2 separate regions of the Homo sapiens genome follow, and region 2 is linked to region 1. The links are chromatin loops, found by intact Hi-C in ENCODE. Cell type or tissue: CD4-positive, alpha-beta T cell. All regions are shown on one strand. Each heading gives the region's core, and the rest is flanking DNA. Links, peaks and the distances in the headings are about the cores only.

Evidence for each region. Hi-C counts contacts between places; a loop is a spot of excess contacts. Peaks named below come from ENCODE experiments on the same cell type or tissue, not always from the same donor. Only the 100,000 strongest peaks of a DNase experiment are listed, where the experiment ranks them.
Region 2: a loop joins it to region 1, with 6 times the contacts of the local background. A loop is called at or near these places in 6 of 110 quality-filtered maps.

The regions. Positions count from the first base shown.
Region 1 is chr2:168,131,435-168,141,654 of GRCh38, reverse strand. STK39 (serine/threonine kinase 39) reads left to right here. Exons shown (of 18, transcript NM_013233.3): 6 at 897-1,006; 7 at 1,265-1,366; 8 at 3,434-3,567. Among named protein-coding and RNA genes, the nearest start is that of STK39, 110 kb to the left of the region's middle. In CD4-positive, alpha-beta T cell, for the core only: CTCF peaks have their summits at 4,897 and 5,098 (motif pointing left); a DNase peak (open chromatin) is centred at 5,074.
Region 2 is chr2:168,706,428-168,708,927 of GRCh38, reverse strand. The region is part of intron 6 of CERS6 (ceramide synthase 6); the gene reads right to left. Among named protein-coding and RNA genes, the nearest start is that of CERS6-AS1, 79 kb to the left of the region's middle. In CD4-positive, alpha-beta T cell, for the core only: no CTCF peak of the experiment used is centred there; no DNase peak of the experiment used is centred there.

The DNA of each region.
Region 1 (10,220 bases), core at 3,764-6,263:
GTCCTTGACCTGGCTATCATTGATAGGTACACTAGTCTTGAGTAATTGGTACTTTAACTTATCAACTACTTTTAACCACTGTGTAAAAATGAAAGCAAGAATAGTACGTTAATAATTGCCAGGCATTCCCTTCTGTACTGTACATACAAATAGAATTTTTACACATGTGCCTGTATGTATATATAGGTTGAGTATCCCTAAATCAGAATATGTGAAATCTCAAATGTTCCAAATTCTGAAACTTTTTGAATGTGAGGTGACATTCAAAGGAAATGTTCACGGGTACATTTCAGATTTCTGGTTTTCGAATGAGGGGTACTTAACTAGTTTAGTATATAATGCAAGTATTTTAAAATGAGAAAAAATCCAAAATCTAAAACATTTCTGGTCGCAAGCATTTCCGGATGCTCAATCTGTACAGTATGCCTAATTAATTCATCTTCTTATAAAATTAACTTCTATATATAATGAGTTAAAGTTAAGAAAAATATTATTTACTTGTACAATCCATTGCCTCTGTACTTATGAAAATTGTCCAGAAAATCAGTCTTTGCTGACTAAGCTTTTTTGCATATGGACATACTCGGGCATGTTGGCTTTATATATCTTATCTTTATATACCTCAGCTAAAAGCTAACACCCTTTATATTTAATTTGGTATGCTAAGCTTTTGGACCGGCAGGCTTGTGGCCCATTACCAGCGATGGTATTCTCCAAGGTGTAGGGGATAGCAGAGGGCAGGTCTTCCTTTTTTTTCCTGAGAGAGCACCGTAGACATGTTTGGAATAGTTCATCACCACTGTAAAGCTCACAAAGAAGAGACATGCTCAAAAAATCACAATTTATAAGCAATAATGTCTTACATAAAATAAAGGTGATTTTTTTTTCCCTTTCAGATTTTGGGGTAAGTGCGTTCCTAGCAACAGGGGGTGATGTTACCCGAAATAAAGTAAGAAAAACATTCGTTGGCACCCCATGTTGGATGGCTCCTGAAGTCATGGAACAGGTAAAAAAACAAAAAAAGTGACTTTTTGATGGACATAGTACAATCGTACAGATCATTAATATGCTAACATTTCATTTGTATCTAGCATTTTAGTAGAATGCATAATGTAACTAAGATTTAATTCTCAATTGCTAGCTAATTAGCAAACTAACGTGAAAGTTATACATCAACAGCTGTGGATTTCTGACATGACATGGACTTGATGATGTGTAACATGCCTGCTGTATGATTGTGTTTTTTTCCTGCTTTCTTTCTTAGGTGAGAGGCTATGACTTCAAGGCTGACATGTGGAGTTTTGGAATAACTGCCATTGAATTAGCAACAGGAGCAGCGCCTTATCACAAATATCCTCCCATGAAAGTAATTACAATTGGAAATACTACATCGGGGTTGAAATGTGATTGGACGGAATCTGTTTTCTAATTCTCTTCAACATCTTCATTCTTCTCTTAGACCCGAGGAGAATTAATGGAGGAACGCAGCCAAGTTGAACATTGTCTGATTTTCTCAGTGGACAGAATAGGACAAAAGTAGCATAATTCCCAGCTTTGAAGCTTGCTTTATAGTCTCAGCACAGAGTTAAGAAAATAATGTTATCAGATTGGTTGATGGAGGTTGATAGCTATGACAAATGCTGGTCATTACTCTTTTGATAGCAGAACAACGCCAGGTTCCCAGAGAATATCTCAAAATAGATTATAGTGATGTCATCTCTGCAAATGGGTTTCCCAGATTTTCAGAGCTTTTTTTTTTCTTTCTTTTTAAGTGGACTACAACATTTTTACCCCTGCTCTTATAGTGTAATGTTGGCAACTGATCTGATATAAGTGAGCCACAGTGTTTTTAGGATGCTATTTTCACGTTTCTGCTCTTCTTTTAACTGGTTTATACCTCATTATTTCTCTTAGTTCTGAGATAGTGGTATCAGGGCTTATTTACCCAACTGGATTTTGTTTTGAGGCTGAAATAGTTTAGTGAAATTATAATGCTATTTTACATAGAGTATGGTCTATGATTGTTTCATGGTTACTGGAAAAATTTGGGAGGATTTATTTTAAAAACCCAAGAATAAAAAGTGAGTTTTACTGATTAAAAGAAGTAGTATACTCATATTGTAGAAAGTTTGGATGTGCAACTCAGACTAAAGAAGAAAAACAATCATCCGTAATCTCATCAACCAGACAATCTCTACTAAGGTTTCAGTGTAATTCATTTTATTGTTTTTATATATATATATATAAATTTTTTTTAACATAGTTAGGATTTTAGTGTATTTGTGTGTGTGTGGGTACATATACCGGATTTTGCTAGCAGAAAATTTAAAATTGAAGCGTAAACAATTGAAGTGACCTCTTGGAGAAAAAGCACTGAAGTAATGCTGAAGGATTTTTTCTTTTATTCAGTTTTTCTTTCTTCATTTTCTTTCTTTTGCCTCTTCTCAGTGTTTCCCACCTGAATTCAAAGTCGCACTTGCTTGTCCCAGCCTGACGTCCTCTAGGACTTTTCTTCAGAGTTCCCAGTCTCCCGCTTTCTCCTGTGGGCTATTATCCTCCACAAACAATAAGCCGTCACTTTCACGCTTCATCTATTCACACATCTGAAAGTGTTTGAAAAGAGGCTTGACATGTATAGCATTTGCATAAATTAAGGCTGAATTATGCATTAATGAGTTTTATTGATTGTACAGGCTAGTAGTTTTCTACACTTTCCACTTTTTTTTTAAAGCAAATACTTTTGAAGTTAGTATGAAAGAGTGGAATTTTTACCGTTTTGATTTAAAGTTGTATTTTATTTTGTTTTGTCCCCCTCCGAAAGCAGCAAGGACTTTGGATTTGATGACAGTTTTTAGCAACTCAGTTATATTCTGGCTATCCTTCAGTGTCCTGCTCTCTCAGCTTTGCCAAGCCTTTTAGCAATTTTCTGTATGTTTTCTCATTTTTTTAAAGGAAATCATGTTACCTCCTGGGATGTTGTGGTTTTATTTTTAGGGCTAGTAATGTGTTACAGAAGCCTTGAGTACAGGCAGTTCCTTACTTATGAATGACCTGTATACATGAACAGTCACTGCCTCGCTGGCCCTCTCTCTTCTCCTCCACCCGCTTTCCCAACTAGCCTGTGCTGGAGCTACGTGCTCCTCAAGGCAGTACACGAGCCAGTTCCCAGAAAGCTCTGTCCGGGATCATTCTTAACACATAGAGCAAGTTTTGTAAGTTCTGTCAATGGAATAACAAAAAGGTTAAAGGGGGCATGAACACATTTGCAGTGGTAATGAATACTTTAAATACACAATTTCTGCAAAGTTAAAATCATGGGAAAGCACTTTGTATCTAATCAAGGATGGTTTTTTACACTTTTATGAAAAATTCAAAACTAGATTGTAGCAATTGCTATACTGAGATTCTGTCTTCATGTTTGTTTCTGCTGCAGGTGTTAATGTTGACTTTGCAAAATGATCCACCCACTTTGGAAACAGGGGTAGAGGATAAAGAAATGATGAAAAAGTACGGCAAGTCCTTTAGAAAATTACTTTCACTGTGTCTTCAGAAAGATCCTTCCAAAAGGTAAGTGAAACTTAGTGGATGAGTTAATGACCTGGTTTGAGCCATGACAAAGCTTTGTTTGTAGATGGGGAAAGGCTTTGTGAGGACACTGGAAAGGTATTTCTTGTCTGGGAAACCCTGCTGTGGTCCCCAGATTTCCAACCTGTTAGTGAAAGACGGTGTGGGTCCAAGAGGGAAAGAAGTGGGTGAAGAACGAAGGAGAGGCAGAGGAAAAATTGTGGTGTTAACAAGATTCACTGTGCTTGTTAAGTGTGGGCTCTGTCATCAAAGGAAATGAAGTAAAACAGAAATCAAAAGAAATTGGCAGTGCTGCATTCAGAAGCTGAGCTAATATTCTTCACTGTGTAGGTTGAACTGACCTCTCAGGATTTGAATATCCTGCTAGCTCCAGTCTAAACTAGGCAGAGCTATTGAATTTTGCATGAGCTTCCTGTTAGTTGCAGAACAAGTTGTTGGTGCTGTTTAAAAGATTATCAGTAAAGAAGATTAAGGAGATTTTTTACCTTAAAAAGATTAATCATGTAAACAGAAGCAAATGGCTTTAAATTAACATTAGTGTTTCCTATTTATTCTTGGGTTATTGCCCTGCACTGTAGTGTGTCTGTTTTCTGAGTTCCTTTTCTTCCTTCTTAATTTCTGTGACTTTGAAATATCCTGGTTAGTGATCATGGAGCCCACTGTTCTTTGTCACCTAGAGGAGATTGTTAATTATGTGAATGGCCTTGCCTGGGTAAGGTCCCTTTGTGGGTTCTTGGTTGTATGTGGTGTTATCCTAGCATAGACCAGGAGAGGCCTCTGAGAAGTTCCTATCTATCCTAATCCACCTGAGGATCCAATTTGATCCTTATATTTTAAAACATAATAACTGACTTCTCTTCTGAAACTTTCTTTTTCAGGGAAGGACTCTGCTGTTAGAAATGATTCCTTTATTTTGATCTTAAATTTTTATGAAACTTGTTAAGCCTTTACACAGTAACTTACAGTTTGAGTAGGCAAGCCTTCTCTAGTTTAAACACAGTTTCCATAATTGTACCCATTCTTTGTAGCTGCTCACTTCATTCCTTTACATTTGCTGAATTTGCCTTGAATCTTTTCCATATCAATCACTTTTCTCATGGAGCCAGGAATGAAGACTGCTATTAGCCATCTTGAATTATTTATTGTAAAAGGGATGATTATTTTGTCATACCTGTGTACTATTTCTATGTAAACATCTCATTTGTTATTTATATTTGATTCATAGGGCTTGTTTTCCTTCCAAAATTTTTTAATCTTTCATTGAGATTATTTCTTCAACCTCCATTTGGGTGAAATGCTCTTAGATTCTAATTTTGTTTTCCAACATTTGCTTATCTTCCCCTTGAATTTGGTGTCATCTCCAGTAAAATTTTTTGACATCTTCAAGAAAACAGAATTTGATCCTTCATAGCCCAGCAAGAGAAGTTCTTGTCTTTCCAGTTAGTACTAGGTTATTATAGATGGTCTTCCTGATTCTTGAACGACAGTAATTGAGATTCCACCTAGTGGTTGTGATTTGTAATGTCACACAATTCCAGTTTTTTAAGAAAATTGTTCTGTAGGGTAGAATCGTTAGTGTACTTAATGATATAATAGTGTATTTCTTTAGGAGATTTGTATGTGATTTGGTCAAAACAAATTAGATTGACATACATTATATTTAACAAACCCTTTTTATTTCTTTTCTTTTTTTTTTTTTTTTGAGACGGAGTCTTGCTCTGTCACTGGGCTAGAGTGCAGTGGCGCGATCTTGGCTCACTGCAACCTCTACCTCCCGGGTTCAAGTGATTCTCCTGCCTCACTCTCCCGAGTAGTTGGGACTACAGGCGTGTGTCACCACGCCAGGCTAATTTTTTTTGTATTTTAGTAGAGACGGGGTTTCACTCTGTTGGCCAAGATGATCTCGATCTCCTGACCTCGTGATTCGCCCGCCTTGGCCTCCCAAAGTGCTGGGATTACAGGCATGAGCTACCGCACCCGGTCCATTTTTATTTCTTAATAATCTTGAAAGTCTTTCCGGATTTTATTCATTATATGAGCTTAAATATCAGGTTCCTTCTATTCCACCAAAAAAAAAAAAAATCCTTTAGAAGAGCGTCATATAACATATATTCAAAATCTTCAAATCTTTCCTTCAGAGACCACTCTCTTAAAAACACTGTTGATGTACAAAGTATTAATCTTTTAAGGTCTTCTTTTAGATATTTTCTCCGTAACTTAATTTGTTCTCACTATTGTGCAATTGTTCTCTATACCAAGCAGCTATAGACTGTTAGTGGCACATCACCTTCCCAGGTAGCTCTTTCTTATAATGAAAAGACACGTAGGTTGAGTTTGCGGGGGGAAAAATCTATGCAATGTAAGAATGGAAAAAAGCAACATTGTTGAATTACTTTTTAGATAGGATGCAATTTCAACATATGAATTCATGACTAATTTGATAAGTAAACATTGAATTTCCTGCACAATAATAAAAGAAACCAGGAATATTTTCTGCCTTTGCTTTTGTCATTGGAGAGTTCTTGCCCTTCCTCTGTCCCCTTTCTATCCCTCTTTTTGTGCTTGGTTCAGATGCCACATCCTCCTAGAGTTACATACCTGTGGGTGGGATTCCTAGCTCTACTTTATCAACATCTGCATGGCTTAGCTTTCTTGTCTGTACAGTGGGCCTTAAAATACCCACTTCATAGGATCGCTGTGAGGATGGGAAGAGAGAATGTGCTGTGGGCACTTCAAACTCATAGCACAGTGCCCAGGGAGTCTCTAAGTACTCACAAGATTAAGATTGCCATTCGTTATTTGCCTTTTTTTTTTTTCTGACCAAGTGGAGTTGTTGAAACTTTTATGCAATAACTACAGTATGTTGAAAATATGTCTTTTGTAGCACTTATTACACTGTGTACTCTTATTGATTTACACACCCCAATTCCTCAAAAGTTTATAAGTGTTTTTGGGAGAACCTGTGCCACTTATCCTTATATCCAGTGTCTGGTTTGTATTATATACTCAGTACCATTTCTTGAACAACTGGAGATTGGGAGCTTGCAATTTGGGGGTGATTTGGACCCGTTGAAGAATGTTTCATAAACAGAAATCAGATTTGAGTAGGTTGAAGAGTGAATGCAAAATTTTTGCCAATTTTTATTATTTCTCTTGCCTAAATGTAGATCATCTACCTGTAACCTGAAAGTTTACTGGTGCCAAAGCCCTGGTATTGCTGAGTACCTCATGAGCAATGAGTGAAAAAATATTGCGAGAAAACAGTGACCAGGACAGATTCACTCATATGCATCAACTCTCAGGCCGCTGAGAGTAGGCTGTGTTTTTTTGTCAACGATGAGAGCTCATGGGACTTTCCTCATAAAAGGGAGCTGGGGTGTTGCAGACCTTTGGTTCGTCTGAGTCTGTGTTCTGCATTGACGTAGACAGAGAGTTGCTTATATTTGCATACCAGAACATCTTGCTATTCCTTAAAAATAAAAGAGCCTTAATCTTGTAGACTACATGCTTTGTATGGCTAGCAACTGTAAAAAGAACCAACTTTTTTTTTTTTTTTTGCAACAAGGGGGATGATGTTGCATTGATAAATCCTTAAGAAAGGAATATGACTTGAATATTTCTTTTGTGGGGAGTGGTGTGGGGAGGAAAGCAGCTCTGCTTGAGGTCAAAGGGCTGTTGGAACTTATTAATGCAAATTGTTAGAACTATTTAAACTATATCATATTCATCTTGAATCTTTTGAAAATTATTTTAAGTCTCAGTGGACTTTGGTTCATCCATATGCATTAGCTGAATCCTTTAAGAGATTTTCTTCTGAGAATGTTGTTACTTGCAGACTGCTGCATTGTTTTTAAGGATTTAAAATTGAATCATTGTTCAAAGCCTGGACCATTATTTTGGTTGCTGGTAACATTTTAGCATTTCTCATAAAACTGTTTGTACTTACATTATGCTGAATTGTTTGATGTTTGCTAGTGGCCATGTAAGACGTGACTGTGCTTGCAGAATTTTCTTCTGTAGTACTCAGCTAAAAGGTAGGCTGTACTGGTGGTTCCACATTAGCCAGGCATTGGCAGTTGCTATGGCATAAAATAAAAATAGATAAATGAGAAAATAAAAACCAAAAAAACCCTAAAATCAAATGGGCAGCAGGACCTCAGCTTTTCTCACACTTCCTATCACTGTCTTCCCTCTGTCATTTTCTTTTTTTTTTAGACAGAGTCTCGCTTTGTCACCCAGGCTGGAGTGGAATGGCATGATCTCGGCTCACTGCAACCTCCGCCTCCTGGGTTCAAGTGATTCTCCTGCCTCAGCCTCCTGAGTAGCTGGGATTACAGGTGCCCGCCATCACGCCTGGCTAATTTTTGTATTTTTAACAGAGATGGGGTTTCACCATGTTGGCCAGGCTGTTCTTGAACTCCTGACCTCAAGTGATCTGGCCTCCCAAAGTGCTGGGATTACAGGTGTGAGCCACCGCTCCTGGCCCCTCTGTCATTTTCTTAATTTCTTCCAGTTCCATTCTTTCATTCTTTCTCATGGAGATAGTTTGGCATATGTAGGATTTTATCCCAAAGTGATAAACACTTCAGCTGATTTGAGCAAAGAGAAACCTCTAATCTGCTATTTAGTTATTCTCTGTGTAAAGTTGGAATTACCTATTACTTAACAATTAAGCCAATAAAAAAAGAAGGCGGGTTGTTTAAACCAATTCTATTTTGTTACCTTATTGTGTTTTTGTACTTACTGATGAAGGCTGAGAGTGGAGTGGAGTGCAGAGAAAGGAGTTTTCTTTGCAGCATGCTTTTCCCTTTTACATTTTTGGTTACCATGGCAATGACCTTGCTGGAGAAGGCAAAGTATTTTCCCAGCCCCGTATCTCAAGGTATCCCTGGTACTTCCCAGCTTTCTCTCTACAGCATCCTACACTTGACCCTTCCTGTGTGGGGAGGAGGATTTTTGGTGGGGGGATGGTGCAGAGGAGACAGGGAGGCACTTTGCCTCCTTACGTTGGCACTTCCTCTGTCCTCTTTTTTTGCTAGCACGAGTCTCATTTTCATTAAGTCTTTCTCCTGTTCCCCGCTGTATTGAACAGATGCATAGATTTTGGTGCTAACTGAATCTAGCTCCAGGAGTTGTAGTGCTGTGTCCAAATGTGTAGCAGCATCACTTTCCCCCATATTTGATTATAGTATGAAATTGAGCTGTAGCAGTTTCTGTTCTGTGCTAGGTATTGGAAACATACAAAGGAATTCTATGAGGTCCCTGCCTTGGAAGGGCTCATATCCTAGTGGAGTGAGGCAGGGAGACATAGGAACAGAAAAATACATGATGGGAATGTGGGTAGCATGGTGCATGAGTGCCACTAGGGAGCAATGCCTTCTACTTGCAGGAGCTAGGAGAGGTATCTTTGAAGATGACATTTAAATTGGCTCTTGACTGATGAGCGAGGGTGTGCCAGTTGGTTATGAAAAATTTGGAAGCAAGAAAAGCAGTGTGTGCTTTGTCACGAAAGATCAAGAGATGAGTGAGAACATCGTTGCAGTTGAAGGGTGGCATCTCCGGCGGGTGTGGGGAGATGAGGATGGAGGAGTCAGGGCCTAGAATACTTGCTTCTGTCTCAGGCCACTGAAATGCATCAGGATAGATAAAAGAGGATCAGATTTTTTTTTTAAGACGCTAATTTGCGAAGCAGTGGGGTTGGTGGATGATGGGTTGGAAATAGCAAGGGAGAAGTAGTGAGACACTAGCTGAGGGGCTGTTTTATTTAACTATATTAGCCAGAGATGATGAGGGCTTCAAACAGAACCAGGGCCTTGAGTTTTTTCATCATTCTGATTTTCTTAGGGTTCTTTTCACATTAAAAAAATTAAAATCCAAGTTATTTTCTATGCTTCTTAGTTTTTAAAATGTTGTTTCATGTTGTGAGGTTCCCAAACATGACATTTTGGTCCATTTCTGAGTCCAATGTAAAGTGTTTCTACTACATGTTCCCTCAGGAGCCCTTCTCCTTCCAAGGTGTTTGAATGTGCTGCTGCCCCTCTTGCCGTTGAGCAGCACACTGCTCTTACCTGCTAGATTGTGACTTGTTGGAGGATTATTTATGTCTGCCATCTTCATTATAGTATGCCTAGCACCTAGCATAATGCCTGACAAACAGTGGGTGCTTAGTTAATATTTACTGAGAGAGTGAAAGGATGAATTTGGAATAGCTAGAGGCAAAAACATCTGCTGGTGATCAGGAAGAGTATACATTAAAATAACAACTAAAGTTGAATCATTTGAAAGAGTTATACTGTAGTGTTTAGTTCTAGGGCCTATTTAACAAGGTGCAGATTCATGGCCTACCTGTTGTTTAGACCCTTAGTTACTCAAAGCAATTAGCAGGTAGATACGGAGATCCAGGGTTCTTTGTCATGTACCTACCCATAACCAGTGTTCCACTTGAAATCTGAGGAAAAAAGCAGTAATGATTTACACAGAAAATTTCTTTGCACAGAAATAGTTTCTGGGGCCCCTGTAGACTTACACAGTTTGTGTACTGATGCACGTAATGACATTTTCTAATTCTTTCTATGCTTGGGTTTGATCCCTGGGAATATTTTAGTGGAGCTTCCTGATTCCAAAGCAGCAGTTTC
Region 2 (2,500 bases), core at 1-2,500, 570 kb before region 1:
AAAATAATACATACACATACATAAACAGGAACTGTTCCCCAAATTCTCATTGGCTGGATAATACATTAATTTTATGCAGTGTCTTCTGGGAATAATTTTTGCAACTGATTAAGAAAAACATTAGTGAACCTCTTTATAAAGGGAATTTAGAAGAGCAAGATTTTAATTAAAGCCTGATTTAGATGTGCACAGACATGAGGAATATGAAATACTTCTGAAGTGCAAGAAAAAAGGCTCTTCTCCCTTCGATGCAAATGACGCATATTAGCTTTCCTGAATTTAATAAAATTAATAAGTCTGTAATCTAACTAATATGAATAGAAGTCAGGTAATAGCACCAGGTTTATTCAATGAACTGATTTTCAGACTGTCTAGGAAACAGAAGAAGAGCAGCATAGCTTAAAGCTGATTTCATTTTATGGCAACTGCAGTAATAATAGAAACCCCTCATTAAAAAACAAACAAACAAAAAACAGTACTCTTATTTGAAATTTCAAGGCACATACAAATGTATATGACTTCTTACAGAGTAACATGCTTTTCTTTTTAGGGATCAATAACAAACAGTTTTCCTTTCTCTCTTGTGATTTTTCTGCCTTGGCATAAAACTCAGAATGCTGGCGGTAGAAGTGGACTTTAAGCATGTAACTTGGCAACATGCAAAAGAGAGTAGCTACTCAGTCTCCATCTCCATTTTAGAATGAATAAACAGATGGAGATGGTGAGGATTTCAGACAAAATTTACATACACCAAGAATAATCATAAGCAGCTTTTCCATTAAGGGAATATAAAAATATAATAGCTTCTCAGCCTTTGGAGATGGGTAAAGTCCTGATGATCAGGATGAATATATATAAAACCTCTTAAACAAAGAAAACCAAAACCCCCAAATGGTATACTAACAATCTTAATATTAAAACTAATGTGTGCAAATAAATCACAAAATACGTCCTTAAGGCAAAAATGAAATGTAGTACCAGAAATTCACATCAGAATAATTTGCTGCTTTGTCCTGTCTTATGGTGGTTTCTAGAATAAATAGCAGTACAACTTCTAAAGCTTTAATAATTTGGTTAAAAAACAAAACAAAGAAATAAAGGACTAAAAAATTGTGTAGGGTCTTAAGACAATGGCTAAATAATAAAAGTATATTTGGGGTGATTTACAGAAATCAGTTGATTCTGGGTCTCTCCCCAGTAGGCAATTTGAGGAGAATCATAACCATCTCTTACCAACTTATGATGTGAAGAGTTCACATAATGTATGTACAATCTCCCACGAATTATTTGGTTTTTCTATTTCAACTGGCTTTGAATTTTGGCTCACTATAAGAGAGCTGGTTAAACGGACCATTTAAAGAAAGGTATTTCACATAAGGCTCTTCGAAACTCTAACTAGAACTCACTTTTTTCTTATGTATAGCCTATGCACCCTAAGATAAATATTTACAGGAAAATCTGGAAAGGAATGAAGAACTGTGACTTATTTGGGAAATGTTTGTTCCATTATAAGGTGGAGGAGTCCTGGCAGGAAGGAATCAATTATTCCCTTCTCCAAAATTCAGTCTGTGAATAAAACTTCATTCACATTAGATCTAGAATTGAATCTACTTCAACACTTTTTTCCCAATAGATTATAGATTTCTCTCCCTTTGGACTAAATGTATACACATTTAGGTCCTTGAGGGGGATAACTGTAACACACAAACTTCATTTTAAAAACACCAAGTGCCATGAAATTAATTGGTTTAAAGATGTTGAATTTTCTGTGGTTACTATCAAAATGTTTTTAAAATGTATACTGATGTGATTTAATTATCTCTACTAGCCATTCTCAAATCTGACATCCCCACTGTTCATCAAATATGCACAACAGGCTATCCTACTTTACAGCAAAGATAGGCAAAGGGCCAGATGGCCATATTTGGGTTTGCAAATAAAGTTTTATTGGAATACAGCCACGCCCATTTGTTTTCTTATTGTCTATGGCAGTTTTCTTGCTATAGTGGCAGAGCTGAGAAGCTGCAACAGAGATTACACGTCCCCAAAAATTAAAATATTTATTACCTGGTCCTTTACAGAAAAGCTTTATGCCCTGCCTTAGAGTCACATCAAAGGACATATGGGAAAGCATCATATTGGAAAAGTCATATTATCTAAGATGTGGCAATGGCATAGGCTCGTGGCTAACTTCAACACATTTGGGTCAGACCAAAAAATGTGTCAAGAGATTTAATTTTCATAGCTGTCCGGATGTAATCCATTCAATATTACTCTCAAAATTCAGATAAACTATAAAGAAAGAGAACCATCAAAATTCTCATGATCAAGTATAACCACAGCTTTAAAACAATTTGAAAACCAAGGAGACTTCACAAGCTTTTAAAAGTAAGATGCTTCTTTGGATTCAGTATTATTTTCTCTACTGCTAGATGTGCCATTACTTTATGGCTTCTAGAAACATATAGAAATGAAATAACCATTGTATAAGCAGAGTTTA